2 separate regions of the Homo sapiens genome follow, and region 2 is linked to region 1. Evidence: read pairs that join two places in POLR2A ChIA-PET (ENCODE). Cell type or tissue: Caco-2. All regions are shown on one strand. Each heading gives the region's core, and the rest is flanking DNA. Links, peaks and the distances in the headings are about the cores only.

Region 1 (16,200 bases), core at 5,355-13,354:
GGCCAGGTAGAGTGAGCATTGGAGAGTTAAAGGCTGGGGGCAGAGAAGGGAGGGGTCAGATTATATTGAATGTGGCCGGTCACCCTGAGGACTTTGGCCTTTATTGCTAGGGCCATGGGGTGGGAAGTTAACATGGGCAGGGGACATTTCAGGGTCTTGAGCAGGAGGGGGGCATAGTTTGATTATATATTGAAAAGGATCACATAGGCTGTTCAATTGAGACTACCTTGAGCATTCCCCTGAATTAGTTAGGATTCTTTATTAGTTAAAAAGACATGAGCTGAATGCAAACTAGATAGAGGAAAATAAAAATCTACTGGCTCACGTTGCTGAAAAGGCCCAGGTATTTTGGCTTCAGGGATGGCTGGAGCAAGGTATTCCAGTGATGTCGGGGATCTGTCACTTTCCATCTCTTGGCTCTGCTTTCTTCTGTGTCAGCCTTGTTCTCATGCCAGTGAAGGGATATGTTCTATAAACAAGCTTCCCAGCTCCAGCAGAAGGAGAGCACTCCTTTCCTGATAGTTCTGGCCAAAGCTCTGGGCTGGTGTCTCATTGGTCTAAATTGGGTCAGGCGCCTAAACCAGTCTCTGATTCTGATTGCGCAGACTTGAATCAGGTACTTATCTTTGGAATGAGGAAAGGAATTTTTTTAAAATTGGGGAATATATACATGAAGTTTATAACAATGTGTGTATATAAAGAGTAAAAGTTATCTGTACAGTTTAAAGACTAATAAAATGTTCCTACCCCCAGATTAAGATACAGAATATTACAAATATTTTGGAAGCCCCCTCTGTGCCTGGGAAGGGAGGAGGTGGTTGCCAGAGCAAAATCAAGAAATGTTAGACAAGCAGGAAACAAATATCCACTACAGACCTTCCAATACTGTTTTCTTTGTCATTTTCCAACTTCACACCTTCTCACTCTCATTCATTAAATCTTTAGACCCCAACTTACTGTCTTCTGAAATCATGTCCTCACCACGGGGCTTTAATCATTCACATGGCTGATCTGTCCAACTCTCCAAAATTACCAGTTTCTTGACCTCCTTATCTGTAATCATCCTTTTTTTTTTTTTTTTTTTTTTTTTTTGGGATGGAGTCTTGCCCTGTTGCCCAGGCTGTGGTGCAATGGCACGATCTCAGCTCACTGCGATCTCAGCTCACTGTAACCTCTGCCTCCAGGGTTCAAGCGATTTTCCTGCCTCAGCCTCCTGAGTAGCTGGGACTACAGGTGCCCACCACCACGCCCAGCTAATTTTTGTATTTTTAGTAGAGACGGGGTTTCACCATATTGGCCAGGCTGGTCTCGAACTCCTGACCTCAGGTGATCCGCCTGCCTCGGCCTCTGAAAGTGCTGGGATCACAGGCGTGAGCCACTGCGCTCGGCTCCTTCACCTTTTTAACAGTTCATCTGCTCTCTCCCACGGCCGCACCCTGCGTTGTAATACCTAGAAGCATTCCAGCTCTGAAATAGTGCCACTGGATATTATCACATTTTATTGTGTTTATTTAAGGTATACAACTTGATGTTATGGGATACACATAGATAGTAAAAGTTTACTATAGTGGAGCAAATGAACACAGTCATCATCTCATAGTTAACTCATTTTGTTTTTGTGGCAAGAGCATCTAAATTGACTCATTTAGCATGATTGTCAAGTACAGTACAATTTTATTATTAATAACTCTAGTCCTCATGTTCTACATTAGATCTCCAGACTTGTACACTCCTCCATATCTGCTATTTTGTATCCGTTTACCTACATCTTCCCATTTCCTCTCCCACCTGCCCTTGGTAGCCACTATTTTGTGTTCTTTCTCTATATATTTGAATTTTTTTAAAGATTCCATATGTAAGTGAGATCACTCAGTGTTTTTCTTTCTGTGTCCGGCTTGTTGCACTTAGCATAATTTCCTTCAGGCTCATTCACGTTATGGCAAATGACAAGATGTCATTCTTTTCTGGGGCTGAATAATATTCAGTTTTGTGTGTACACACACAGTACAGTTTCTCTATCTGTTCGTCCATTGAGGCCTGCTTAGGTTGTTTCTATATCTTGGCTATTGTGAATAATGCTGCAGTGAATGTGGGAGTGCAGATATCTTTATGAGGTGTTGATTTCAGTTCCTTTGGGTATGTGCCCAGAAGAGGGATTGCTGGGTCATATGGTGGTTCTATTTTTAATGTCTTTAGAAACCTCCATACTGTTTTCCATAATGGCTGTACCAATCTACATTCCTAACAGCGTTGTACAAAAGTTCCCTTTTCCCCGCGTATATCATTTTGTCTTGCTTTCCCGTCCTGGCTTTCCAGGTCTCTGAGTCATTAACAACTGACTATACCTGTTCTGTTCTGTGACCTCTTGGATTCCCCTACCTCCTTTAGATTCTGTGGCCCATCTCCGTGGTTGCTCCTGCCTCTATATTCAGTTCCCTTGCTCTCTTCTTTTTATACCCAGCTTGGATCATTCCATTTGTTCATGTCTTTCATCTACAACCAGGGTTCTCAGGAAGCTCAAGGGTTGCTGCCAATGTAAGTTCACAGGTTTCAGCCACAGCTGGGGCTTCAGTGGTCCTGGACACTCCTTCTTTTCCACAGACCCTCCGTCTGCACAGTGGCTTATCTGAAACTTTTCTCTGCTCCTCATACCCTCTACCCTTCTACTCCACCCTTCCTTCTGCTGATTGCCTCACCTTCCACCTTAGAGAAGATGGAAGCCACCAGAAAGGAACTTCCCTTCTTCAAATTTCAGAATGATCTGACTCCATAGCCATGTTTTCTTTCTGGCCCTTGTTCCAAGGAGAGAGTCTAAGGCTGACTGAGGGTGTAGACCCACCTGCCACCCCCCATCCTCTTGGAGACCCTGCTCTGTTTGGCCTCCTGACTTACCCCTGTATCTTTGGACTCCCTCTCAACCAGCTCACTCCCATCAATATTTAAACATGCTCAAGTTGCGCTCTCTCTTTTTTTTTTTGAGACAGTATCTGGCTTTGTCACCCAGACTGGAGTGCAGTGGCACGATCTTGGCTCGCTGCAACCTCTGCCTCCTGGGCTCAAGAGATTCTCCTGCCTCAGCCTCCTGAGTAGCTGGGACCACAGACGCGCATCACCATGCCTGGCTAATTTTTGTGTTTTTGGTAGAGATGGGGTTTCGCCATGTTGGCCAGGCTGGTCTTGACGCCTGGCTAATTTTTGTGTTTTTGGTAGAGACGGGGTTTCGCCATGTTGGCCAGGTTGGTCTCGAACTCCTGAGCTCAAGCGATCTGCCCGCATCAGCCTTTCAAAATGCTGAGGTTACAGTTGTGAGCCACCATGCCTGGCCAAGTTGCTCTGATTTTTAAAACACAGAAAGAGTGGCTGGGCGTGGTGGCTCTTGCCTGTAATCTCAGCACTTTGGGAGGCCAAGGCAGGAACATTGCTGGAGGCCAGGAGTTTGAGACCAGCCTGGGCAATATAGTGAGACCTTGTCTCTGTTAAACACACACACACACACACACATACACACACAATCGCTTGAGCCCAGGAGTTTAAGACCAGCCCGGGCAATATAGTGAGAACTTGTCTCTATTAAACACACACACACGCGCGCACGTGCACACACAGAGAGAAAGAGTAAAGGAAGCTCTGCTATGATGTTCTTTTCTCCTCCATCTGGTGCCTTTTTTTTGTGGGGGTGGAGATAAGGTCTTGCTTTGTTGCCCAGGCTGGTCTCGAACTCCTGGCCTCAAGTGATCTTCCTGCCTCAACTTCCCAAAATGCTTGGATTATAGGCCTGAGTCACTGTGCCTGGTCTTGTGCCCTATTTTGTGACTCCTCTTTACAATACACTTTTCTGAAGAGAAGGTTTGCGGCCCTTGCTTCCACTTCCTGACCTCTGACATACTCCTCAGCCTCCTGCTGCCTAGTTTCTGACTCTGTTCTTCAGGGTCCTCAGTGATCTCATTATTGCTAAATCCAGTAGATGCTTTATAGTCCTTATTTTGCCTGACCCCTTGGTAGGTAACACTTGATCCTGTTGTTAACCTCCTGCTTGAAATGCTTCCCCTCCACTTCCTGTTTTAAGGTGTGCACACGGGCCAGGCATGGTGGCTCACGCTTGTAATCCTAGCACTTTGGGAGGCCGAGGCAGGCAGATCACAAGGTCAAGAGATCAAGACCATCCTGGCCAACATGGCGAAACCCTGTCTCTACTAAAAATACAAAAAGTTAGCTGGGCATGGTGGCGCACACCTGTAGTCCCAGCTACTTGGGAGGCTGAGGCAGGAGAATCGCTTGAACCGGGGAGGTGGAGGTTGCAGTGAGCTGAGATTGCGCCACTGCACTCTAGCCTGGCGACAGAGCAAGACTCCATCTCAAAAAAAAAAAAAAAAGTTGTTCATGCTGGAATCATGTTGTCTGGATTTGAATCTCAGCCCCACCACTTAGAGTCTTGGTAACAGCAAGTTGTTTAACGTCTCTGAGCCTCAGTTTTCTCATCTGTGAAAAGGGGATAACAGATGTGCCCATGTCACTGGGTTGATAGGAAGACCCAGCGAGTTCGTAGAGTAGTGGGTGATGTATATAGCGAACCTTTAAGAAATGGGAGGTGTTGGTGGTTGTTATTCCTTGATATTGTACTCTCCACATTTCTTTCTACATTTTGGCCTATGCTTTGTCGATTTCTATATTAGTTGAGGTCTGATCAGGGAATAAAAGCCAGTGAAGTTATTTCAAACAGAGAGACTATAATACAAGGAGTTAGTTGCATAGGTGATGGGTGGTAAATTGACCCAGAGAGTAGCAGTAGCAGGAAGTTGCTGTTACCCTCAGGACTGGAGGGTTAGGGGAAGAGGCGAAGTTAAGTAGAACCCAGGAGCTTCTGTGAGAACTAGACCTGTGGCAGGGTCATTGAGCAGGAGCTGGGACCTTAGAGGAAGGGGGCCCTGGAGGGGAGGCAGCCGCTGCCAGTGGCACGATCTGAGGCAGAGAGCAGGTTGGGACAGAAATACCCTGGCTTGTCTCCTCATCCTTCCCATTCTGGTCTAACATCAATATCTTTTATTAGCCAAAATAGCATCCCTGGTGGATGTGTGACCCTAACAGAGCCAGGCAGTCTTTCCTGAGATTTATGAGATGGATGATGGGGGAAAGAATGTCTTGCCTTTCTACTAGATTGTGAATGGTCGTGTCCTTCAATGCAGAGAGTGCTTGGCTTAAGAATGAAGCCAGAGGGAAGTAGAGCTAGGAGAGGAAGAGGGGCAAGATCATTTGAGTTCAGGATCCGACTGTGCCAGCTGTGCCTGAAGTTAGAACGGGTTCCTGGTTATAGGGGGTCATAAATTCCCTTTTGTTAATACTGTTTTCAATTTGGTTTGCCACTTGAAACTTAAATTACCAATACCGTGACCTTAAAATATGACTTGAAAATTGGGTTTTACCTGAGGAGTAGGGAGAATGGGGTGTTTATTCCTATTGGCAGCCCCACTAGCTGGGGGTATGTCTGCAGATCAGCTGAGGTCGCAGAGGTTGTGTTTTCACCAGGTCCGTGAAGTTGGAGGGGGCTTTCAGATGTGGGGTGGGAAAAGCCCCAAGGTGAAGGGCAGAGACAGGAAAGACCTGTGGCCGCTGGAGGAGGACTGAATTGGGTCATGCGTTGGGAGTGGGTTTTGAGAGTCTAGAGGTGGAGATTAGTGAGAGACGAGGTGGGTAGACAGGTCAGGAGGTTAATGAGACTGTTTTGAGTGCTGTGATGTGGAGGTTAGCTTTTATTCTTTCAGCAGTAGCTAGTCCTAGAGGGCGTGGTTTTGTTTGTTTGTTTGTTTGTTTTTGAGACGGAGTCTCGCTCTGTCATCCAGGCTGGAGTGCAGTGGTGTTACCTTGACTCACTGCAACCTCCGTCTCCTGTGTTCAAGCGATTCTCCTGCCTCAGCCTCCCGAGTAGCTGGGATTACAGGTGCATGCCACCACGCCAGGCTAATTTTAGTATTTTTAGTAGAGATGGGGTTTCACCATGTTGGCTAGGCTGGTCTCAAACTCCTGACTTCAGGTGATCCACCCTCCTTGGCCTCCCAGAGTGCTAGGATTACAGGTGTGAGCCACTGCTCCCGGCCCCAAGAGGGTTTTTGAGCAGGGGGATGTGTGATCAGGGCTTGGGATGGGGAAAGACCAGCCGTGAAAGAGGTAAGATAGGAAGAATTAACCTGGTTTTGGTTGGACTTGTTGCCTGACAAGAGAAAGATTAGAAAATATAAAGATGACAGATTTTGGTGTAGTGGGGGTGACTGACTAGAAAGTCCAGGAGATTGATGCTGAACAGTGGTGCCGTCTTTGAGAGGGGGGCGCAGACCGGGAAGCACATGTGCGAGTGAAGTGTAAAGATGACGTGGACACGGTTTCAAGTCAGGCATTCAGGACAGAGGATGCCTGAAGGCCACTGTTGCAAGCCTACTCAAACTTCAAGGCTCAAACAAATGCTGCCTCCAGGAAGCTCTTTTTTATTAAATAGATGTATAATCCCAGTAGATCCAAATAGAGACTGGAATAGAAGATGGAGAGGTTTGAGGTCAGAATTTAGACAAAGTGCATATTGACAATAAAGTAGGGGGTAGGATGTCATCGCAGTTTGAAAATCAGGTGTTAGTGAAGGCCACTGGGAGGAAGGCCGGTGTTCCACGATAAATGAGAGCCTCTCAAAGTAAAATAAGTACATAAACAACAGCCTGGCCAACAGGCGCTGATGCATGTATGAGCAATGGGGTTTGTTTACTAGACATTAGAGGACTCATATGCTGTCTTATGTCTGCCTTGCCCCATAGAATTCTTCATTTTGGCAGCCAGCGCAGGGATCAGGAATTGTTGTTTGTGTGAATTTTTGTGTGTGTGTTGGTGGGGGGGAAGTGGGATAGTGGAAAAGGTGTTTGGGGGTTCCTGCTTGAGAAGGGGCACAGAGGCGGGAAGAGCACACAGCGTGTTTGGGTGGCCGAGTGCAGGCGCTTTTCAAAACCCCTATAGCTCGTGAGCATATGCTACATACCTGGCTCTGTGCTACATGCTGGGGCTGTAGAGAAAGATAAAGAAGATCTCTCCCCCGAGAGGTTAATGGTCCAGTGAAGAAGAGAGACACATCAACAGATGGTTGCGGTAGCATGTGAAAAATGCTGCATGTATTTACTTAGCTCTGTGGCCTTGGGCAAGTTTCTTAACCTTGTAATGCCTCTGTTTCCCCTATCTAAAATTGGGATTATCTTACAGGGGGATTCTGAAGCTTAGCTGGGTGTTTAGTGTCTGGGGCACAGTAAAGGCCACAGCAGTGCTAAGTCTTGTCGTTGCCTTAGAAGCAGACCCTGAGAAAGCATTTAATCGCCCATAGTTCGCTTGAGAGCTGAAGGAACTGGCATTAGAGGAGCAAGGCAGCGAGACAGGGAAGGGAAGGCAATCAGCAGAGGCGACGTTACCAAGCCAGTTTCCACTGAGCAGAGCTGGAGCTTTACCCCACGGAGGAAGCCGCTGGGAGCCAGCATGGAGCACGAGCCTCGGTTATTCCCACTCCAGGTGAGGAAGCTGGGGTCTTCAAACAGCAGCTCTCTTTACTCATTGGTTGACGGCTGCTTGGGTGGGGTGTTTGGACGTGAATCACCAGGTGCTTTCTAGCCTGCCCCATGGGTGGGCAGAGGAGGTTCAGTGGCCAGGGGAAGCGGTCAGGCCAAGACATGCAGATGCTGGTAGGTGGAAGTCAGACCAGTGGGCACTGAAGTGTGATCAGGGTGAGGGGTTGTATGGGTGGGGCACTGACAGCATCTGCTACAGTTTATATATGTATATATATATTTTTTAGAGATGGGGCCTTGCTCTGTTGCCCAGGCTGGAGTATAGTGGCATAATCTTGGCTCCTACAGCCTCAAAATCCTCCTGAGCTTAAGTGATCCTTCTGCCTCAGCCTCCTGAGTAGTCCTCAGCTCCTGACCAGTCTTAGCTCCTAGTGGTGTATGGTGTGCCTTGCTATTTAAACTTTTTTTTTTTTTTTTTTTTTTTTTTTTGGTGTGTGTGTGTGTAGAGAGAGGCGTCTCACTATGTTGCCCAGGCTGGTCTTGAGCTTCTGGCTTCAAGCGATCCTGCTACCTCGGCCTCCCAAAGTGCTGGGATTATAGATGTGAGCCACTATACCTGGCCCAGTTATTATGTTTTTTAAAAGAATTATTTGTTAAACCTGAGTGACAGGCCGGGCGCCGTGGCTCATGCCTGTAATCCCAGCATTTTGGGAGGCCGAGGAGGGTGGATCACGAGGTCAGGAGATCGAGACCATCCTGGCCAACATGGTGAAACCACGTCTCTACTAAAAATACAAAAATTAGCTGGGCATGGCGGCGCGTGCCTGTAATCCCAGCTACTTGGGAGGCTGAGGCAGGAGAATCGCTTGAACCAGGGAGTTGGAGATTGCAGTGAGCCAAGATTGTGCCACTGCACTCCAGCCTGGTGACAGAGTGAGACTCTGACTAAAAAAAAAAAAAAAAAAATTATTTGTTTAAATTTACGGGGTACCTATGTAATTTTGTTACATGGATAGATTGTGTAGTGAAATCCAGTGCTTTTAGGGTACCCATCACCCAAATAATGTATATTGTACTCAATAATTTCACATCACCCACCCCTCTTCCATTTCCTCCACCCTTTCGAGTCTCCTTTGTCATTCCATGCCCTATGTCCATGTAGATGATGAAAGTTATGTATAGGGAATAAAGTAGGGTGAGACCTTGCTTTGGAGGATGGTGGCTTTTCCAAAGAAGATGATGTTTGAGCTGGAGAATGAAGGAATACATGTCTTACAAATGGACAGAAGGAAGAGCAACTCAGGCGGAAGAACCAGCACATACTAAAGCTTAGCAGTGTCAAGTGATGCACGCACAGCGAGCAAGGGGATTGATGAGGCTGGAAAGGTTGGTAGGGTCCTGGCTGTGGTCTGTAGTGGCAAATAGTAAGGACTTTAACCTGAGTAATTGGGAGACCAATTAAGTGTTTGTCGTCGTTGTTGTTGTTGCTGTTTTTTAAAGAGATGGGGTCTCACTCTTTTGGCCAGGGTGGAGGAGGGCAGTGGCACAATCATAGTTTACTAGAACTCCAGGGCTTAAGCAATCCTCCTACCTCAGCCTACTGAGTAGCTTGGACTGTGGGCATGTGTCACTGTGCCTGGCTAATCTTTTCATTCCAATCAAGTGTTTTAAGCGGGGGAGGAACAGGGCCGTGTTTGGGGTTAGAGTCACTGATCAAGAACTAGCTGGGATTGGGTGGGTGGAGCCTGGCGGCAAGGAGTCCAAGAAGAAGGCTGTTGCAGTGGGAGGTTGGGGGAGGCAGTTTCAGTAGGGCTTTGGCTCACTGGATTCAGAGAGTGTACTGGTTAGTGGTTTGCTTGCAAATAATAGATATCTAGCTTGCATTAACTTAGCAAAAAGGTGAGCCTATAGACAGGCTTGCTTTAACGTAGGAGTAAGCTGGAACCAGGGGTCTGAATGCTACTGAGGGTCGGCTTTATTCTCTCAGACTAACATCATCGACGCAGGGGGAGTTGTGGCAGCGCGCCTCCCTCACATTGCACAGCTGTGCCTCCAGAAAGGGAGTGAGTCTATCTTCCCAGGGGAAAAGGTCAGGGAGACCTGGCTTGGGTCACGTGCCTACCTTTAGGCTGATCAACTGAGCTCAACCTGGGCCAATCAACAGTGGCTTGGGGAGGAGACTGAAACAGTAAGGAAGTCCCAATTCCAGCTACCGGGTTCAGAAGCAGCTGTGAGGTGTGCAGGACAAACAGTGAAAGATCACTGTGGAAGAGACTCTAGGGTCACTGGCTTTAGGAACTGGCTGAATGATGGCAAGAATAGAACAGGAATTTGAGGAAAAGTAGGTCAAAAATTATAGATTTTCTAAGGCATGTATGCCTTTTACAAATTGTGATATACTTCACATACCATAAAATTCACCCTTTTAAAGCATACATTTTAGTGGTTTTGAATATATTCACAAGATAATGCAATGGTCACTGCTATCTAATTCCAGAACATTTTCATCATCTCAAAAAGATACCCCATACCTGTGAGCAAACACTGTCCATTTTCCCTATTCCCAGCCCCTGGCAACTGCTAATCTGCCATCTGTCTCTGGAGTTTTCCTATTCTGGACATTTCATATAAATGGAATCATACAATATGTGTGGCCTTTCGTGCCTGGCTTCTTTCAGTTAATCTAGTGTCTGAAAGCCTCCTCCATGTTGTATGTATCAGTACTTCATTCCTTTCCCTTTCCAGCTTTATTGAAGTATGATTGACAAAAATTGTATAGACTTAAGATGTACAACATGTTTTGATACACTTAAATATTGTGAAATGATTACCACAATTAAGCTAGCTAAACATATCCATCACCTCACATAATTGCCTTTTTGTGGTGAGAACACTTTAGATCTATTTTCTTTTTTTCTTTTTGAGATGGAGTCTCACTCTGTTGCCCAGGCTGGAGTGCAGTGGCGCGATCTCAGCTCACTGCAACCTCTGCCTCCTGGGTTCAAGTGATTCTCCTGCCTCAGCCTCCCGAGTAGCTGGGAATACAGGTGCACGCCACCATGTCTGGCTGATTTTTGTATTTTTAGTAGAGATGGGGTTTCACCATGTTAGCTAGGATGGTCTTGATCTCCTGACCTCGTAATCCACCTGCCTCGGCCTCCCAAAGTGCTGGGATTACGGGTGTGAGCCACCACGCCCAGCCTAGATCTATTTTCTTAGCAGATTTTAAGTATAAAATACATTATAGTCACCATGCCGTATATTAGGTCTCCAGAACTTATTCATCCTGTCATGGAAAATTCACACTTCTTGACCAGTATCTCTCCTTTTCCTCCACCCCTCCAGTGTTACTTCATTCCTTTTTATGGGTGAATAATACTTCATTTTATGGATATACCACATTTTGTTTATTCATCCATTGATGGACATTGGGTTGTTTCCTAAGCACATGTACTTTTTTTTTTCCCAAAGAAAAGACATTAAATACAATTTATGACTTTTCTACAATAATTTTGACATTTGAGGTTAATGGTAATTTTAGATATGAATGTACAATACGATGGCGTTAAGTACCCTGGCTTGTTTTTAATCATCTTAACCATTTTTAAGTATACAGTTGAGTAGTGTTAAGTATATTCACATTGTTGTGCAACAGATCTCCAGAACTTTTTCATCTTGCAAAACTGAAATTCTATACCCATTAAATGACTGCTGCCATTCTCTGTCTTCCCCAGCCCTAGGTCACTACCTTTCCACTTTGTTTCTATTGTTTTTGAATACTTTAGATTCCTCCTGTAAATAGAATTGTCAATATTTGTCTTTTGGTGACTGGCTTATTTCACTTAGCATAACATCCTTAAGGCTCATCCATGCTGTAGCATGTGACAGGATTTCCATCTTTTTTAAGGCTGTATAGTATTTCATTGTGTATATGTATCACATTTTCTTAACCCATTTTTCTGATGGACATTAGGTTGCTTTTGCCTCTTGGCCATTGTGAACAATGCTGCAATGAACATGGTTATGCAAATATCTCTTTGAGACCTTCTTTTGGATATGGATATATACCTAGAAGGGGATTGGCAGATCATGTGATAACCTGTTTTTAATTTTTTGAGGACTCGTCATACTGTTTTCCAAAGCAGTTGCACCATTTTACAATCCTGCCAACAGTGTATACAAGGCTTCTGTTTTCTCCATGTCTTTGCCAACACTAATTATTTTATTTTTTTTTTTTGATAGTAGTTATTCTAGAAAGTGTGGGGTTATAGCTCATTGCAGTTTTGGTTTGCAGTTTTCTGATGTTCAATATATTTTCATACGCTTATTGGCCATTTATATGTCATCTTTGGAGAAGTGTCCATTCAAGTCCCCTGCCCATTTTAAAATTGGGTCTTTTAAAACTGTTATTGAAGTTGTTTATATATTCTTAGTATTAGCCCCTTCTCAGATATATGTTTTGCAAGCATTTTCTCCCATTCTGTAAGTGCCTTTTTACTCTGTTGGTTGTGTCCTTCGGACAAAACATAAGTTTTTAGGTTAGCCTGTTTTTGCTTTTGCTGTCTGTGCTTTTGATATCATATCTATTGCCAACTTCAGTGTCATGAAGCTTTTCCCCTATGTTTTTTTTCCTAGGAGTTTTATGGTTTTGGGTCTGATGTTTAGGTCTTTATTTTAAGTTACTTTTTATTTTATTTTTTACTTTTTTGAGACAGAGTCTCACTCTGTCGCCCAGGCTGGAGTGCAGTGATGCGATCTCGGCTCACTGCAGCCTCAACCTCCCAGGCTCAAGTGATCCTCCCATCTCAGCCTCCTGAGTAGCTGGGACCACAGGCTTATGCCACCATGTCCAGCTAATTTTTTTTATTTATTTATTTATTTGTAGAGACAGGGTTTCCCTATGTTGTCCATGCTGGTCTCAAACTCCTGAACTCACGCGATCCTCCCACCCTGGCCTCCCAAAGTATTGAGATTACAGATGTGAGCCATTTTGTCTGGCCAGCCACTGTTCTTTAATGTTGCTCTTCATTTCCGTTGTTGATATCCTAATTGGATGTATGATTATCTAAATGGTTTTCCTGGCTTTCATTCATTCAGGCCCTCCTCTCCCATCCAGTCTGTTCTGAGTACTGTAGCCAGAATCCACCTTCATAAAGTGCTGCCTTGTATGGATCATTCCCATCTTTGGAGATCTGCATTGACTCCCCATTGCTTACGCAGTAATGGTCCAAGTCCTTAGCCTGGCCTTCTGTGATCAGGTACCTGTTTACCTCCCTGGTGCCCTCCTGGGAAGTTACGTCTCTGCCAAGTGATTTTCCTCGTGAGCTGCCTGGAATGTCATGCGAATTCTTGCTTTCCCACCCGTGCTAAGCTCATCCTCCTCTCGATGTTTCCAGCCGACATCTATTGCTTTAGAACCTCGCTACTTAATGTGTGGCTCATAGGTGAGTGGCATTGACATCACCTGAGAGCTCATAGAAACTGCAGACTCTCAGACCTAATTCCAGATACAGAGATTCAGAATCTGCATTTTGACATGATCCCTAAGTGATTTGTATGCACATTAAACATTGAGAAACACTGTCTTAGAACAAGGTTATCAGTCTTGGCTAAGCATTCAGATCCTCCAAAGATCTCTTAGACAATACTGATGCCTGGTCCCTATCTCAAGAAATTTAGATCTAATAGGATGGCCCAGGGAGCAGTATTTTTTTTTTTTGTAAAGTTTCTCTAGATAATTCTTTCTTCTTTTTTTTTTTTTTTTTTTTTTTTTTTTGAGACGGTCTTGCTCTTGTCGCTTAGGCTAGAGTGCAATGGTACGATCTTGGCTCGCTGCAGCCTCTGTCTCCCAGGTTCAAGTGATTCTCCTGCCTCAGCATCCCAAGTAGCTGGGATTACGGGCACCTGCCACCACGCTGGCTAATTTTTTTGTATTTTTAGTAGAGATGGGTTTCACCATGTTGGCCAGGCTGGTCTCGAACTCCCAACCTCGTGATCCGCCCACTTCAGCCTCCCAAAGTGCTGGGACTACAGGCGTGAGCCACCATGATAATTCTAACGGGCAGCCAAGATTGAGATCAGTTGACTTAGGAGAATTCTCTAATTCACTCAGAGGAAGTTCACTATCAGACAAGCATGCTTTCAGCTTTTCTCATTCAGCCTTGCCCAGTAGGTGTAGTTTCATATATGGCTAATGGTACAAACACCTGTGGAGGCAATTTGGCAACATATATCAAAATTACAAATACGTATGTTTCTTTTGATTCAACAAGTTCTTTTCTGTTTGTGTCTGTCCTGCGGATAAACTAGCATGTGAAGGGAGAAGGCTTTCTTTCCTCTCCACCTCTAGTTAACATCATTCAAGACCTCTACATTGAGGTCGTTTCTGTCTTTTGATCCTCCCTTCACTTGCAGAAGTGCTTGGCCGCATAGCATCCTGGGCTGTGGGGCTGGCACTTGGCATCACTTCTCCATCACTGCAGTGCCATCCTGCAGGAAAGTGTCCACTTCCCCAAGAGCTTGATGCCAGGAGTCTCCACTACTGTGGGTGCAGCCATGTCCATGCAGTCATCCTGAGGGCACAACTAAGGCATCTCTGTAGCTTGGCATGGACCAGGCACCACCCTGGCACAGACAGGAAGAGCTGAATCTTCACTTGGCTTCTGGGATTCCACTCACTGTTGGTTCCTTATGTACCTTACTGGCTGTTCCTCCTCTGTCTCCTTGGCTGGTTCCGTCTCATCTCCCTAGCTCTAAATGTTGGACTGCTGTAGGACTCCATTCTGATATGGCCTCTCTTCATCTGCATGGTGTCCCTAAGCAATCTCATCCAGCCTCACACATCTACACACTGATAACTCCAGGCCAGAAACCTCTCTCCTGAATTCCAAATTCCTGTCTCCCACTGCCTTCTTGATGTTTAACCCTGCATCTCCAACAGGCATGTCAAGCTAGTTATCTAGCTCACTCTTAATTCCAAGGATAAGCCTTGGAATTAGCCTCGGCTCTTCCCTTTTTCATCCCATACCTAAGCCATCAGCAAGTGCTTCTGAAATACCATGTCCAGAATCTCATCACTTCTCACTCTCTCCACTGCTGCTACCCTGACTGCTGTCATCCCCTCTTGCCTGCATTACTGTACCAGCCGCCTGACTCGTCTTCCTGCTTCCACCTTCCCACCTTCAGTCATATATCCAGGCAGCAACCGGAGGGATTATTTAAAACATAAGAAACATCAGTCGCATCATGTCTCTTGCTTTTTAAATTTAATTAATTAATTAATTAATTTTTGAGATGGAGTCTCACTCTGTTGGCCAGGCTGGAGTGTTGTGGTGCGGTTTCGACTCACTGCAACCTCTGTTTCCTGGGTGCAAGCAATTCTCCTGCCTCAGCCTCCCGAGTAGCTGGGATTACAGGCACCTGCCACCACACCCGACTAATTTTTTGTATTTTTAGTAGAGATGGGGTTTCACCATGTTGGCCAGGCTGGTCTCGAACTCCCGACCTTGTGATCTGCCCACCTCGTCCCCCCAAAGTGCTGGGATTACAGGTATGAGCCACCGCGCCTGGCCTCTTTTTTGCTTTTGCTTGAAACCATCCAGAGACTTCTCAGTTCTCACACATTCCCCTCAAATCCTCCATGGGCTCCAAGTACATGGGTAATCTGGCTCTGCTGCTTCTCTGGCCTCCGTCCACTTCTCTCTCCCCCTGCCCACTCCCTTGCCTCACGCCTTTTGGCCCAGACAGCCTGCAGGCTTGTTCATCTATTTCATTCAGGCCTCCCCCAACCTCCCTGTATAAACTAGTAGCAGCCCCTGGCCGGGCGCGGTGGCTCACGCCTGTAATCCCAGCACTTTGGGAGGCCGAGGCAGGCGGATCACGAGGTCAAGAGATAGAGACCATCCTGGCCAACATGGTGAAACCCCATCTCTACTAAAAATACAAAAATTAGCTGGGCGTGGTGGCGCGTGCCTGTAGTCCCAGCTACTCAGGAGGCTGAGGCAGGAGAATCTCTTGAACCCAGGAGGCAGAAGTTGCAGTGAGCCGAGATCGGGCCACTGCACTCCAGCCTGGTGACAGAGTGAGACTCTGTGTCAAAAACAAACAAATAAACAAACAAACAAAAAACAAACTAGTAGCAGACCCCTCCCTGCCCAGTTATTCTCCCCCTTTACCTGGCTTTAATCTTGCTTCGCAGAACTTAAACCACCAGACATACTTGGTTTACTTTCTCCAGTACTGTGCTGTAAACTTCTTGAAGGCAAGGGGCCTGATCTGGTTTGCTTATTGCTAAATTTCCATGCATGAACCAAACCTGGTATGGGTGGAGTATACAGATATTTGGTGACTCAATAAATGGACCCGTGCTAAATGCTGTGTGTATAAGGATACCTGTTGCAGTATTATTTTTAATAGCAAAAGATAAAAGCTTATATGGCTATTAGTAGGGTGCTGGTTTTGTAAACTATGGTAGTTTTTGAAATGTGGTATTAAAAGGAATAAGGCAGCCCTGTATATACTTATATGCAACAATGGAAAAAAACGTTAAGTTGAAAAAATGTATAAATCGTGTATAGTCTGTCTTGCGTGTGTGTGAAAGAATTTATGTCAGTATGTCTGCCAGCCTTGGAAGGATGCAGCATTGCTGTGTCAGAAGGGTCCTTCTCCCAGC
Region 2 (16,200 bases), core at 5,566-13,565, 470 kb after region 1:
GAAGTGCTACAAGAGAGAAAGATGATATAATAATCACTAGAAAAGCAAAGTGTTCGGCCAGGTGTGGTGGCTCCCGCCTGTAATCCCAGCTCAGGCAGATCACCTGAGGTCAGGAGTTCGAGACCAGCCTGGCCAACATGGTGAAACCCCGTGTCTGCTGAAAATACAAAAATTAGTCAGGCATGGTGGCGGGCACCTGTAGTCCCAGCTACTCAGGAGACGGAGGCACGAGAATTGCTTGAGCTCCGGAGAGGCGGAGGTTGCAGTGAGCTGAGGTCACGCCACTGTGCGCCAACCTGGGCGACAGAGTGAGACTCCATCTCAAAAAAAAAAAAAAAGAAATAAAGAAAGCAAAGTGTTTACAGTGACAAGTTGATTTCAACTAGCAGTTGTCAGTTAAGTTAGTAACAGGGCATCACCCAAATAACTGCATTTTAAAGTGGACAGGGCAGGCCTGACTGGGGAAAAGGGAGGGAAGGGGTAGGGGGTTCCTGATGCCTGTACTCCCACATGCAGCTCTTAAATCCATTTTAAAAACTTAAAAGTTTTCTGTAGTTTTGTGACTTAAGTATAACAAGTCATCAAAAGTCTGATACTTAATACATTACAATGAACAGTTTATGCCAAAAGAAATCTTATAGTAGGGCCTGGGAAGGAAATGCTTTTGAAGTTCCATTGCTTTGAGTAATATCATTTTATGATTTAGGTAACATCCCCAAGCAGAGGAGGGGCCCATCCTTAGGAATGCAAAGCCCTGCAGAGAAGGAAAGGGTTGAGAAGGGTCCACCCTACCTCTTTTCCTTTACACAATGGCCCTAGGCTTTTGTATACAACCTGCTTTTGTAGGCTTAGGACATTATGAAATACAGCATGGTAAGATGGAAGCCTGAATCTCAAAAGTAAATATGAGAAATGATTTGGAGGGAACATATAAAGAGAGCAAAATTCTAGCAACAGGTGACATATTTCCCTAGATAGAAGAGTTATTGTAGAACTATGATGAGTGTTTATATAATTTTGAAGCAGTTTACAGCATCTAGAATGTAGTCATTTAATTTATGAAATGAAAGGGAAATGGTGTAACTCATACACCCGCATCCTCTCTCCTACCTTTTCTGATGGCTTTTTATGAGTTCTCACACAACCCCTATGCATAATCTATACCTTAGTACATTTTACATTATTTTTAAATTATTTACATGTGTCCCTCTTTCACCAGAATGGGTTTCTTATGGTTAGAGTTTCATCATGGTACCTTCATTCGATAGGTATGCAATAAATAGTGAAAGAATAGTCTGAGTTCCTTGAAATTGCATAGCAAATGAGACCTAAGAGCCAGATCTAGAATGCAGATGTAGAACCTCTTTCAGTTCCTAGCCCAGTACTTTTACTGCCACACCATACAGCCTCTATCTGAGATATTGAACAATTTTTTTCTTTTTTCTTTTATTTTTTCTTGAAACAGGATCTTGCTTTGTTGCCCAGGCTGGAGTGCAGGAGCACAATCTCAGCTCACTGCAACCTCTGTCTCCCAGGCTCAAGCAATCTTCCCATCTCAGCCTTTCGAGTAGCCGGGACTACAGGCATGCACCACCACGCCCAGCTAATTTTTTGTATTTTTGATAGAGTCGGGGCTTTGCCATGTTGCCCAGGCTGGTCTCAAACTCCTGAGCTTAAGCAGTCTGCCCACCTTGGCCTCTTAGAGTGCTGGGATTACAGGCATGAGCCACCATGTCCAGCCTCATTTGCATTCTTGTACTGCATTTTCATTAAATCATTCAAGTTCCTTTTATCTTGTGTAACATATTTAATTGCATTTTCCTACTGAATAAAAAAAAGGGAACAGTTCAAATGTTTTCTAGTTTCTGTCTTATGCCATATTAATTTCCAATATTACTCATAGGCAAACCAACAACATTATTATCCAAACAGTTTAAATGCTATGTAATATAACTAAAGCAAAGTTTAGACAAGGAGGACCATTGTCTACATTTGATTATAACAATAAAGCAGTTAAAGCAATGCTTTGCCAATGTATATTTGTCTGACTAGCTAGTTTTGTTTAAATCAAACTGTGAAAGGCTGTATACTTCAAGAAACATGAAAGTGAGCCTTATGTGTGACTTAGTTCCTTTCAGAGATTAATTTTGTCATCTAATGAGCAAGCAAGCTATTATATTTCATATTTACTGTACCTTAAAATTGGAAAGTATTTAACATATTTTATTTGACCCTTACAATACTATGAGATTGGCAGCGTAGGTATTTTAATATCTGTTTTGCAAATTTTGCAAATTTTGGTGATTTGCCTAATGTCACATGGCTAGTATATGGCAAATGTGGGTCCAGAGCTCAGAGCCTTTGATGCCTCGTGCTGCATGCTTTCTCCACTCTAAGATACTATCTAGAAAACACTGAAATTGTCACATAAATCATACTAAAGCACAGTTAGCGGACTGGAAGTGCGTCAAGGCTACAAAAGGATCCTGTAAGAGGAGCATGAAAGGGTGCATCATGTGATTACATTATTCCAGGATGTGGCTTACCCAACAACAAAAGGTATCACAGAAATGGAGTAAAGTAGCTGGGAGATCCACTCCCCATTGGACTTAGGCCCTGTTATCATTACATAACTAAAAGACCTTTTCAGTTTGTTTGTTTGACATATCAAATTTGAGTTGTCCTATTAGAACCAGGCAAATAAAAGCTTTTGTAAAGGCCTTTGGAAGAATGTAGTTGTACACTTGATCTTCTTTGTACAGAAGGGTGGGAGTGGGCAAGAGAAATAGGAGCTTCTATGTTATTTGCCACCAGAACAGGATATGTAAAGCTCAGAAACCCATCCTGCTTAGCTGCTTCCCAGCAAGCCATCCGGAGAAATGGGGCTGGAGAAAGCGGTTAGTCTAGTGTTATGGAGCCTTCTATCAGAAGCAGATGTTATGGATTCACCTAACTAAAGAATGTTAGTGTCATCATTTAATAACATAAGCCTCAGTTTCCACATCTGTAAAATAAAGGAGTTGGATTTGATGATACTTTTTTTTTTCTTTTGAGTTGGAGTTTCGCTCTTGTTGCCCAGGCTGAAGTGCAATAGTGTGATCTCGGCTCATTGCAACCTCTGCCTCCTGGGTTCAAGTGATTCTCCTGCCTTAGCCTCCCTAGTATCTGGGATTACAGGCATGTGCCACCACGACCGGCTGATTTTATATTTTTAGTAGAGATGGCGTTTCTCCATGTTGGTCAGGCTGGTCTTGAACTCCTGACCTCAGGTGATCCGCCCGCCATGGCCTCCCAAAGTGCTGGGATTATAGGCGTGATCCACTGCGCCTGACTGATAATTTAATTTTTTAAATAGGAAATATATTCATATGGTTTGTAATTCAAAAAGTACACAAGGATATTCAGTGAAAAGTATTTCATTTACTCCTACCCACTTCTGACCAGCTCTCCTTAGGGACCACGGTCCTATTTTGCCTCCCAGGCTCAACCAACAACTTTGTTGTTTCCCCCCAACTCCCCTGCAGATAGTATAGGTGTATAAAAATAACATGAACATACTCTGTTTCCTTTTTAAGTTTTTTACAAATTATAGCATACAGTATATTCTGCTTTTATTTCATTTCATAATACGTCTTACAGATCATTCTATATCAATATATATGATCGTTCTCATTCTTATTCTGCTAAGTATTCCATTGTATGAAAATATGATAACTCATTTAATCAGTGCCCTATCAATGAACATTTAGGTTGTATTTTTAATATTTTGCTATTACAAACACTCCTGTTATAAGTAACTTTGTACATACACATTTCACATATGTGCCAGTTTATCTGTAGAATGAATATTTAGAAGTGGGATTACTGTGTTAAAGAATGTGGGCAGACTGATGACTGTTCTAGTTTTGATCTTCTATGAGACTTTAACTGAAAATGATTAGTGGAAAAGAAAAAGTATCATTTTCTTGGTAATATCTTAATTTTTATCTCTTACTATTCAGAACTAAGTCTTAAGTAAGAGCCAAGAATAGGTAATCTCTCCAAAATTATGTTGAATTGCAGACTTCACTAAAGTCACCTGCATCATGGTCTTGTAGATTTTTCTATTGCTTTTCAGTATAATACTATTCAAGCTATTTGCAAGGTGAATATTATAAACTCAGAACAAAAGGAGACTGTCTCCCAACTATGTTTACTAGCATTTACCAAGTAGAGGATTCAGAAGATTTGCTCTTTATTACAATTTATGTAGGGAGTGAAGATGGAAAGATGAAACAAAGAGAGCCTAACAAATATCTGCCTCTGTCTGTGTTTTACTGTCTTCCCAAATTTTTGGATGGTTATGAGGTGTGTGATAACTTTACAAAGTGTATGATACCATAACAATTACTAATCTTTTGGGGATTTGTTTGTTTGTTCGTTTGTTTGAGAGACAGAGTCTTGGTCTGTCGCCCAGGCTGGAGTGCGGTGGCGCGATCTCAGCTCACTGCAGCCTCAACCTCCCTGGCTCAGGCTATCCTCCTGCCTCAGCCTACCAAAGTAGTACAAAAGTAGATCCTATGGCCTCAGCCTATAGCTGAGACTACAGGCATGCATCTCCACGCCTGGCTACTTTTCTTGATTTTTTGAGGAGACAAGGCCTCACTATGTTGCCCGGGCTGGTCTTGAACTCCTGGACTCAAGAGATCCTTCCACCTCAGCCTCCCAAAGTTCTGGGATTATAGGCATGAGCCACTGTACCCTGCCTGTTTTGTTTTTAATTAATACATAATAATTGTACATATTTATGGGGTACAGTGTGATATTTTAATACGTATATAAATTGCATAATGATCAAACGATGGTGTTTAGCGTATACATCACCTCAAACATTTATCATTTCTTTATGGTAAGAACATTCAGAATTCTCTCTTCTAGATATTTTGAAATAGCCACAATAACATTGTTTACTATAGTCACTAGTCTTTTGGGGAAGCTAGGGACCATAAAGCAGATCAGAATTGTATCAGCCCCTCATGCTTTCTTGACTATAACCTACTAACTTTTCTTTTCTCCCCATCTCACCTCCCTCATTCTCTTTCTAGGTACAATAAGCCATTTGTGAAATTTTCCCTGTTCAATAGCAAGTTTAAGCCAGAGCCTCCATCCTTTCCATCTCTGAATTCCCTATAGCCTCTGGGGCAGAGGGTACTTCATAATACTTGTTGAGTTGAATTGAGGTAGATGTCAAAGTGATCTGACCTCACTTTGCTCCCCTCTCAAGTGCCATATCCTTCCTTTTCCCTGCTCAGCCTTGACACACCTATCAAGCCATCCCTTTGCATGCTTAATTTGGTTCAGGAAAGGACAAGAGACCAAGTAAATTATCTTGAAGAGGAGTCTGTGTCTGCCTATGTTTAAGTAAATGCGCACACACACCTATCTTTCTGGCTCCTGCTGCCATTCTTTGTGTTGCGCTTAAAAATTGGGGGCCGGGTACGGTGGCTTACACCTGTAATCCGAGCATTTTGGGAGACTGAGGCAGAAGAATCACTTAAGGGCTGGAGTTCAAGACCAGCCTGGGCAACATAGGGAGACCCCTTCTCTACAAAAAGTTTTAAAATTAGCTGAGCATAATGGTATGTACCTATGTTCCCAGCTACTCTGGAGGCTGAGGTGGGAGGATCACTTGAGCCCAGGAGGTGTAGGCCGCAGTGAGCTGTAATCATGCTACTGCACTCCAGCCGGGACAACAGAATATGATCTTGTCTCAAAAAAAAAAAAAATGGGGAAATTATTTATTTAGTTATGCATTAGTGGTAGCTGTGGAGTTAGGCACACCTGGTAGGAACAGCATTGGAATGTATAATTCAAAATACACATGTATCTTTTTATTCACATGAATTCCATTTTATGTGTATGAAATCATCAAGATCAAAGTGAATATTAGATGAATATGAACTCTAGCTTATTGGACATTTAGAAGATAGAGTTTGATTAGTGTTGATTTTTTTTTATTTTAGATTTTAAAAACTTGTCTATGGGCCATACGTTAAGTACTCATAGTATCTCTGTGGAAGAGTTCTGATAAACTCTGGGATAGGCGATAGCCAGGCCCACATGTGGACTATAACTCCTGTAAAGTTACAGATAACAGAATTATATGGTCTAACATGCAGCTCACTTAGGCAGTCCTACCTTTCCAAATGTTTTCTTCAATGCCATATTCCCAGGGAAAATTGCTGCTGGGTAGTTGAAACTAGGTGCCTCACTGGACTTCTTCCTATTATTTGGGCAACTTGTAAAAGCTTACAAACTTTCTAGAAAGTAGCCCTGAAAACAGTTCCTTCGTTATGTTTTTAGCAATACCACAGAATACATGGTTCTATGTTATAGCTTAGAATTGCTACTACTCTTACAAAATTGGAACATAGAAAAGATGGACAAAAACCTAGTATAATGTATCATTATTTCCATTTCAAGATGGCGTTTTGAACTCATCTCTTTTCCTTCCCAAAATCCTAGTGAAATTATCATAGGAATATGAAGAAGCATTATTTATAGTCAGAAAACAGGGAGAAAGAAGCCAGAAACTTTAAAACATTTCAAAGAAAATGTGATACAGATGGGAATCAAATTGAAAAAAATGACTGACCACCTGATTCAACATAGATAAAGGCCATCTCTGTCGGTAAATTTAAATGGGTTAGATTCATTTGCACACCCCTGCAAGCTCCCAAATCAAGAACAGCAGAGATGGCCAGGCACGGTGGCTTACACTGGTAATCTCAGCACTTTGGGAGGCTAAGGCGTGTGGATCACCTGAGGTCAGGAGTTTGAGACCAGCCTGGCCAACATGGTGAAACCCCATCTCTACTAAAAATTAAAAAAAAAAAAAAAAAACTAGTCAGGTGTGGTGGCGGGCACCCATAATCCCAGCCACTTGGTAGGCTGAGGCAGGACAATCACTTGAACCCAGGAGGTGGAGGTTGCAGTGAGCCGAGATCGCACCACTGCACTCCAGCCTGGGTGACGAGAGTGAAACTCTGTCTCAAAAAAAAAAGAACAGCAGACATAAGGAAGAAGTGTTAGCTATGGGGTAGTTGGTGGACAAATCAAGGATTTGAGGAATTGCACTTATACCATATATAGAGAGAACAGTAGATTGAGAAGTAAAAATGAGTATTTATCAAGAACTTCCTGTGTTTAGACACTGTGCTTAAGTAAGTGTTTAAGTGTATACTGTCAAGAGGTAGTTGCTATAAACATCCTTAGTTTAGAGGAAACTAACTTACCCTCTTAACCACTGTGCTGTGGCCTCAGTGAACTCCTGCTAATAATTCTTTAAAACAATCCTATGAAATAGGTTAGTTTTATTTTCCCAATTTTAGAGCTGAGGCAAGAAGATATTAAGTAATTTGCCAAAGGGCCCACAACCAGTAGGTACAGTTTTACCGGTTAGAGAATGAGTAGATCTCCTTGTGTATTTGAATAGCTGCCATAATAAAGAAAGGGGAAATATCTTTTCTACCCACAGCTTCCTCCTTGTGTTTTTTTGTTTTTGGTGGGCTATTCAGGATCTCAGATCGAATCCCAATCTCAGAAAGACAGTTGACAAACCCTGGAGAGGTCAGCTGGGAACAAATGTAAAAGTCTCAGCAAAACGGTGTACTTCCTGTTTGAGGTCTGTCTTTCTGGTAGTTCAATCCCTGTATTTCACAACTAGTCTACAAAAATAAAACTACAAAAATATTTAATTTCCCCTCCCTCTGGGATTTAGAGATTTTACTTACACAGTGCGTTAGAAAACCTCTCTCAAATCCCAAAGACGAGTGATTTGGTATTAAATTCAGTGTTAACCCCCAAGTTCTTTGATTATTAGGTGGTGGTCTGTGCAAATTTTATGTGAGACTGGGCTAACTCTGTGACCTTTTTGGAATTTCAAAATAAACAAATGCATTATTTTAGTTCCTGGTTGAATCTTGGCTTTCTTTTCTTTATTACTGATACATAATAATTGCACATATTTATGGGCACAATAATTAATAATTGCACAATGTATAATGATCAAATCAGGGTATTTAGGATATCCATCACCTTCAGCATTTATCATTTCTTTGTATTGGGAACATTTCAAATCTTCTAATTATTTTGAAATATACAGTGTATTGTTGTTGACTATAGTCACCCTTCTGTGCTGTCAAACACTAGAACTTACTCCTTCTATCTAAGCATCTATTTGTTCTGTTAACCCATCTGTCTTCAATCCCACCCTCACCCCACCTTGAGTACACACATATACACCCTTCCCAGCCTCTGGTGACTGTTCTACTCTCTACCTCCGTAGGATCAACTTTTTTGGCTCCCACTTATGACTGAGAACATGCAATATTTGTCTTTTTGTTTGACTTTTTTTTTTTATTTTTTGAGACTGAGTCTTGCTCTGTCACCCAGGCTGGAGTACAGTGGCGTGATCTTGGCTCACTGCAACCTCTGCCTCCCGGGTTCCTGAGTAGCTGGGATTATAGGCACCTACCGCTACGTCCAGCTAATTTTTGTATTTTTAGTAGAGATGGGGTTTCACCATGTTGGCCAGGCTGGTCTCAAACTCCTGACCTCAAGTGATCCACCCACCTCAGCCTCCCAAAGTGCTGGGATTACAGGCATGAACCACCGCTCCTGGCCATCATTTTTTTTTTTTTTTTTTTTTTTTTTTTAGCTCTCACTTGTTGAACATCCAGTTCTTAGATTCTGTGTACTAAGTATCTATGTTGTACATCTCTGTAATTCAGAACTGTGGTTCTCAAGCTTTAGCATGCATAAGAATTGTCCATGGAACTTGATAAGCACCTAAATTTTGAGGCCCTACTCCCTAAGAGGTGATTCAGTGGTGTGGCATAGGGTCCATAATTTTTATTTTTACCCAAACTTCCCTGATGATTCTGATCCAGGTGGTCCTTGGACCACACTTTGAGAAGCACTTGAGTTAGGAAAGTAATTAACATTTATTGTTTACTATATATGTTATTAACATGGCAGTCTCTTCAATATGTATTTTTACATTTGATATTCATACTGTTGTGAGATTTTTATCCCAGTTTTACGTGTACTTATTATCCTTACAAAGTTTTTGTAACTTGTTACGAGTTTTAAGGATGGCAGTGCCCCTTAGGATAACAAATAAAGCATGATAAATAGACTACATTAACAGTAAAAACTTCTGTTCGTTCATCTAAAGACACAATAAAAGAAATGAAAAGGGAAGCCACAGACTGGGAGAAGATATTTGCAATGTGTGTGATGATAGAAGACTCATCCAGAATATGTAAAGAACCTTTGCAAATCAGTAAGAAAAAGACCTCACAGAAAAATAAGCCACAAACTTGAACAAATAGTTAACAAAAGAAAGGATATCCAAAAGCCAATACATGTATGAAAAAGTTTCCACTTCAATAGTCATTAGGAAGATGCAAATTAAAGTTCAATTTATACCCACCAGAATGGCTAAAATTAAGTAGACTGACTCTAATAAGTGCTGAGAAGAATGTGACCAATCTTGGGGAGGGAAAGTATTTGCAAATGTTCACAGCAGTGTTATTAAAAACCCTGAAAACAGTTTAGATGCCAAGAGCAGAAATGAAAAGTTAAGTTGCATATTGATTCAAAGGAAACTATAGAGCAATGAAAAATAACAAACTGCTGCTACACACAATATGGATGAACCTCCCAAAAATTATGTTGAGCAAAGGACCCAGACACAATAGTACATTCTTTCTGCTTCCATTTATATAAATTTCAAAATCACAGAAGACTGTGTATGATTTTAGAAGTCAGGAGAGAAGATCCCCCCGGAGAGGAGGAGGAAGCATGACTGGGAGAGGCAGGAGGGGAGCTCCTGGAGTACTGGCAATAGTTACTGTTCTGGGTAACAATTAAATAAAATATACTTACTTTATGGGGGAAAAAAGACGGCAATGCCCTGCAACAGTGAGCAGCCTGACTCTGAGAACAGAGTGGGCTCTTGCCCTTGCTGTTTCTGCTTTGGCAAGGTGCCTCTCAGAGCAGATGATTGTTTAAGATTGGTTCTGGAAAGTAATATGAACAGTATGTTCTGGAATGTGTTTAATCAATGTTAAAGCCACTGAAATGTTAGAATGGCTAAAGTATATCAATCATTATTCAGAATGCGTTTCATTTTTTTGTTTTGTTTTGTTTTGAGACAGTCTTGCTGTGTCGCCCAGGCTAGCGTGCAGTGGCGCAATCTCGGCTCACTGCAACCTCTGCCTCCCAAGTTCAAGCAATTCTCGTGCCTCAGCTTCCTGAGTTGCTGGAATTACAGGTGCACGCCACCAAACCTGGCTAGTTTTTGTATTTTTAGTAGAGACAGCGTTTTGCCATGTTGGCCAGGCTGGTCTCAGACTCCTGGCCTCAAGTGATCTGCCCGTCTTGGCCTCCCAAAGTGCTGGGATTACAGGTGTGAGCCACTGCGCCCAGCCCTATTATTCAGAGTGCATTTCGACAAGTCAAGTGTGCATTTGTTTCTCACTGAAACTATTCTTTTTTTGTTGTTTTTTGTTTGTTTGTTTTTTTGAGATGGAGTCTCACTCTGTCGCCCAGGTTGGAGTGCAGTGGTGCGATCTCGGCTCACTGCAAGCTCCACCTCCCGGGTTCACGCCATTCTCCTGCCTCAACCTCCCGAGTAGCTGGGACTACAGGTGCCTGCCACCACGCCCGGCTAATTTTTGTATTTTTAGTAGAGACAGGGTTTCACCGTGTTAGCCAGGATGGTTTCAATCTCCTGACCTCGTGATCCGCCCACCTTGGCCTCCCAAAGTGCTGGGATTACAGGCATGAGCCACCACACCCGGCCCTCACTGAAACTATTCTTATATGTACCTAAACTTTTCAGACCGAAATAGGCTCTAAAGATGAATTAGTCTGTTCCTTGACTCAGGAAGCTATGACCAGAAAGGCTAAATTACCTAATGTAATAGAAAACCAGGGCTAGAACAAAAATTTCTAGTCTTACATTTTTCAAATTGTAATCATTATAAAGATTAAGGTGGGCTTCAGCCCACCAATTCCCCTTGCCTGGGAATTATCCAGAACACTGTTGAGTCAGTGTTTGAGAGTGACAGCACTGTGACAACATTCAGCATATGAAAGTTCACACAAAGCCATGATAATCAGAGATGATCTGATATTTTAAAGGAGTAGAATAAATGGTGACATTTTTATGAATTATTCTCAAAATTTCTGTTTCTGACCCTGAAAATACAAATAGTAGAAAGGCATTTGGGGCTTTTATGCATTATTCACAGAATGCCAAAATGTAGCCTAGAGCTTGGGGCTGTATGGAAGTCCATTTTCACCCCACTTAGAGCCACTTAGAGGTAGAGCAGCCAAGAGTACTGCAGATAACAGTTGTAGCGCATACTGTATGCCAGAAGCATGGCATAAAGCATTGCAGGACACAACTGCTCTGGAGGGGGGTAACGATTAGATTTAGCTCCTCCTGGACAACTTAATGGGCAAGGATTTCATAGACTTGTCAGAGCACTAGGATAGCTTGACATTGGTTTACCCGGAATGTAGAGAATATCCAATTGTGCCTCAACAGGAATAGGTCTACGTTTTTTTTTTCCAAGCCTCTCTCAAAACTACAGCTGTTTCCTTGCCTCCGTTTTTCTGAGTTGCCCTTAGAACGCAAAAAAAGCTTACTTGATGTTGAGAGACTAGGAACATAAAGACAGGAGATAGTTGGATAGAAGGACCATGCTACGAATAATGAAAAGAACACTGGGCTTGAGGTCAGAATCAGGCTTCTAATGATGACCACTAGACTAACTGCCCTGTGACCTTGGCTAGCCTTTTAACCTTTATACCTCAGTTTTCCATCTGAAAAATGAATAACTATTCTTGTTTAATCTAGGCCTATTCTTTTAAGTGGAGTTAAGTTTGGAAACATACTACAATGTTGTGGCTCAGCAATTCTCAGAAAAAGCGTGCATGAAAGCAAAAGTAAATGAACTTACTGTTGGACCCAGACTTAGAATCAATCAATCAACAAGTATTTATTGAATAGCCACCTAAAGGGTATATTAGACTGCATATAGCCTTTACCTAAGCCTTATAGTGAATTCTGTAAACAAGATATGAATGCATTAACCTCATTGCTGAGCTCTCACAGAGCATAATGATAATATTACCACAGAGTAATAATAAGGCTTTTACATATATGGTCTTTTCTCCCCTCTTTTTCCCCATTCATTATCTTATTTGAATCATATAGTAACCCTGAAGGAGGACAAAATAGATGTTATCTCCATGTTTCCATGAGTTTCAGATGAGACATTGAAATTCAGAGTATGAAAATGCTTCTCAAGGGGGTAGGACAAATTGAGAAATGTCTGGAGACATTTTTGGTTGTCACAACTGGGGCAATGCTACTGGCATTGAGTCGGTAGAGGTCAGGGATACTGTTAAACATCCAGTGATACACAAGACAGCTCAGACAACAAAGAATTATCCAGTCCAAAATGTTGTTAATACTGAGGTTGAAACCCTGAGATAGGTGTTTCCCCAAAAGAACTCAAAGTGATAGAGTCGGAACCAGAATCCACATCTTTGACTCACTCTAGTGTGTTTTCACTATGTCTAAAGCAGGGCATTAAAATCTGGATTTTAAGGCTGGGTGCGGTGGTTCACACCTTAAATCCCAGCACTTTGAGGGGCCGAGGCAGGTGGATCACCTGAGGTCAGGAGCTCAAGACCAGCCTGGCCAACATGATGAAACCCTGTTTCTACTAAAAATACAAAAAGTAGCCGGGTATGGTGGCACACGCCTGTAATCCCGCCTACTTGGAAGGCTGAGGCACAGGAATTGCTTGAACCTGGGAGGCAGAGGTTGCAGAGATCGTGACACTGCACTCAAGCCTGGGCGACAGACTGTGACTCTGCCTCAGAATCCTTTTTAAATTAAAAAATAAGTAAATAAAATCTGGAGTTCACAAGTCTTAGATTAATCACTAATGTTTTGATGAGGTATGAGTGACAAGTCGAGTTTGTTTAGATCACTGTTGAAGGTGTATAGTATAGATTATGTAGTCTATTAAACACTTGCTGTGTGTCTCACAGTCTGCTGCCCATGTCCCTCCCAGAGGCTAGTTCACCTTCATCGTATTTATTGATTTTTTATTGAGCAAGTACCAAATTTGAATCATTTGACCAAAATGCTGTTGAAATCTGGACACGATCCCTGTAGCAATCTCTATGCGTAGGACCTGTTGCCAAACTAAAAACCCATGGGACTTTTACAGGAAATGTCACCAGGAGACTCAGCTAGAAATTAGTAGAGCCGGGATTTGAATACCTTCTGACTCCAGACTTTTTTTTTTTTAACTCCTACCCCTAGACCTAGACTCTTAACAATAGTCTGTAAGATCAAATGTCACCTGCAAAGGGTGGCATGTGACTTTTAGAAGCTCTTAAAATCCAGGAATAAATTCTTCTTACTAATTCTTGTAGAATAGTCTTAAGTTGTGCCCCTCAAACCATTTTATGCCCAGAAATTAGATGATTCTTCTCATCTTCCTAAAGTTTTAACAGATGCCATTCTGGATCCTGGAAAATTAAACAGCTGTAGCCATAAGGATTTAATCTATAAAGATTTTTTTCCTTCTGTAAATCTGCCTCAAAGAAGAACTTAAGCAGGAAACATGAGTGCCTGCATATTACCTTTAAATAGCTTCCAATTGCCCTGGAAATAAAATTTAGAATCCTTAAAATGACCTTTAAGATTTTTTTTTTGAGACACAGTCTCGCTCTGTCACCCAGGCTGCGGTGCAGTGGTGTGATCTTGGCCTCACTGCAACCTCTGCCTCCTGGGTTCAAGTGATTCTTCTGCCTCAGCCTCCCGAGTAGCTGGGAGTACAGGCATGCGCCACCACGCCCAGCTAACTTTTGTATTTTTAGTAGAGATGGGGTTTCACCCCGTTGGCCAGTCTGGTCTTGAACTCCTGACCTCAAGTGATTCACCCTTCTTGGCCTCCCAAAGTGTTGGGATTACAGGCGTGAGCCACCATGCCTAGACATTCTTAATTGAGTATCCTTTATGCTTCCCTCTTCAACCTCATTAGCCTCTCCTCCGCTCACTCAGTATGTTCTGTTCATACTAACCTTGATCCCTTATTTCTTCTCTCGACTCAGGAAGGCTCTTACCTTTCCTTCTACTAAACTCCAATAATTAATTTATCAGTCTGTTTAAAGTCAGCTCCTTTAAGAAAGCTCCTCTCTTTCGCTTCCCACCTGTCCTCCATCTAAATTAGTTCTTTCACCGTTATTCTCTGCCACAGTTCATTTTTGTACCTCCTTCATACCACTTACACAAATGATAATTATACCTACCTATATATATTTATTTGCTTACATTTTTACTGAGAGAGCCTTCTTCCTCTTGAGTAGCCCCACAAAGGCAAGTACCTTGTCTTTTTGCATCAGACTCCTTATAGGTAGATATTGAAACCTACATGGATTTTGTAAGAATTAATAAATACTTTTTGAATGAATGAATATTTGGTAAGTATTCTTCCAGATGCTGTAAGGAAGTAAAAATTAGAAAGTTTCTTGCGCTCAAGAAGCTTGCTGTGTATATATGGCATTTTTTATCTTGTATTTTAAAAACTATAAGTCAATTTCTGTAAGAGAAGATTGCTAGGGAAATTCAAAAAAGGGAGATTTCTTAGGAATTCAAGAAAAACCTCCTGGAATGAGTTAGATTATAAATCAAAAAGATCAAGGTCCATGTTTTAGCTTTATCCTTAATTCTGGCACATTTTTGTGCATGATAAATGTTGAATAAATAATGGCAGGATTTGTACATATATAGAAAATGAGGGGAAAAAATAAAAGGAATTCCAGGGAATTACAAAAGCCTGAAAACGCATACAAATGTCAAAATGCTGAATTTTATTGAGGGGCCAGGCACGGTGGCTCACACCTGTAATCCTAGCACTTTGGGAGGCCGAGGCAGGCAAATCACTTGAGGTCAGGAGTTTGAGACCAGCCTGGCCAACATGGTGAAACCCCATCTCTACTAAAAATACAAAAATTAGCTGGGTGTGGTGGCGCTTGGCTGTAATCCCAGCTACTCTGGAGGCTGAGGCAGGAGAATCGCTTGAACCCAGGAGGTGGAAGTTGCAGTGAGCCGAGATCGTGCCACTGTACTCCAGTCAGGGCGACAGAGCGAGACTCTGTCTCAAAAAAAAAAAAAAAAAAAATTATTGAGGAAAAGTGAGTAGGTCAGTTTCAGTGGAACATATGAATGTGAAGCGGAGTAGATTGAGATAAGGCTGGAAAGATAAGTCTGTAACAGACTTAAATGCCACATAGTGAGCTTAAAAATCAGTGTATCAATATCAGAAGTTGGGGGTGAAGATACTTAGGTTTCTTTTTGCAGGCAGAAATTAGTTTTTCGGAGTGCAGCCTAAGAAGCAAATTATAGCTTGAGAAATACATGCAAGTAGTATCTGCAGTACAAATACTGGTTTAGCTTGGAGTACCGGTTCATCAGCATCATCACTGTCAAATAGCAAGATTCAGATTCCAATGGGGCATCTTCTGTATTTGGCTTGACTAGAAAGAGAACTTTGCTTCCTTATATTTCTGGAAGGGAGCAACACACTTGCCTGACAAGTCCCCAGAGGTATTTGAACAGTTATTATAGAATTTGTGTATTACTGAGGAGCACCATGCAATGACTGCTAAGGTCCTTCCAATTCTTAGTGGGATTCTGTGACCCGCAAATTAAGAGACAGAACACTCAGGTTTCAATTTCAGGTGATCTACATATAGCTGAAGAAATGGCTCATCCATCTCTTTGCAGACCGAATTGTTTGGAGCCAGACTTCTCTCCTTGGCTGACTCAAGAAAGAGTAGCATCCAAGAGGGGCTCATTAAGCATCTGCAGTTGATAAAGATGAGAAGGAATTTTAGAATACTTTGATTCAACTGTTTCTCCTACCATTTCTCAATACCATTCTATCAGTGTGATATATGGGCACTGATTCAAAATATCATAAAAACATTTTCGAGTATTTTGTGAGACCTAGTTCCAGTTAGAATTATTAGGAAAGGCACAATATACTATGGCTCTTCAGAGCTCTTAAAACTAGAGGATCACGAGGTCAGGAGATCGAGACCATCCTGGCTAACATGGTGAAA

The links. ChIA-PET counts read pairs that join two places held together with the same protein. Peaks named below come from ENCODE experiments on the same cell type or tissue, not always from the same donor. Only the 100,000 strongest peaks of a DNase experiment are listed, where the experiment ranks them.
Region 2: POLR2A ChIA-PET joins it to region 1 with 9 read pairs; 2 of 35 experiments call an interaction of 5 or more read pairs at or near these places.

Annotation. Positions count from the first base shown.
Region 1 is chr9:112,755,371-112,771,570 of GRCh38, forward strand. The region is part of intron 1 of SNX30 (sorting nexin family member 30); the gene reads left to right. Among named protein-coding and RNA genes, the nearest start is that of SNX30, 13 kb to the left of the region's middle. RefSeq lists enhancers at 1-437, 473-1,152. In Caco-2, for the core only: no CTCF peak of the experiment used is centred there; DNase peaks (open chromatin) are centred at 9,251 and 9,681; H3K4me3 peaks cover 464 bases.
Region 2 is chr9:113,225,813-113,242,012 of GRCh38, forward strand. The region is part of intron 1 of SLC31A1 (solute carrier family 31 member 1); the gene reads left to right. It overlaps LOC107987119 (a long non-coding RNA gene), which reads right to left. Exons shown (of 3, transcript XR_007061737.1): 3 at 8,966-15,940. Among named protein-coding and RNA genes, the nearest start is that of SLC31A1, 12 kb to the left of the region's middle. In Caco-2, for the core only: no CTCF peak of the experiment used is centred there; no DNase peak of the experiment used is centred there.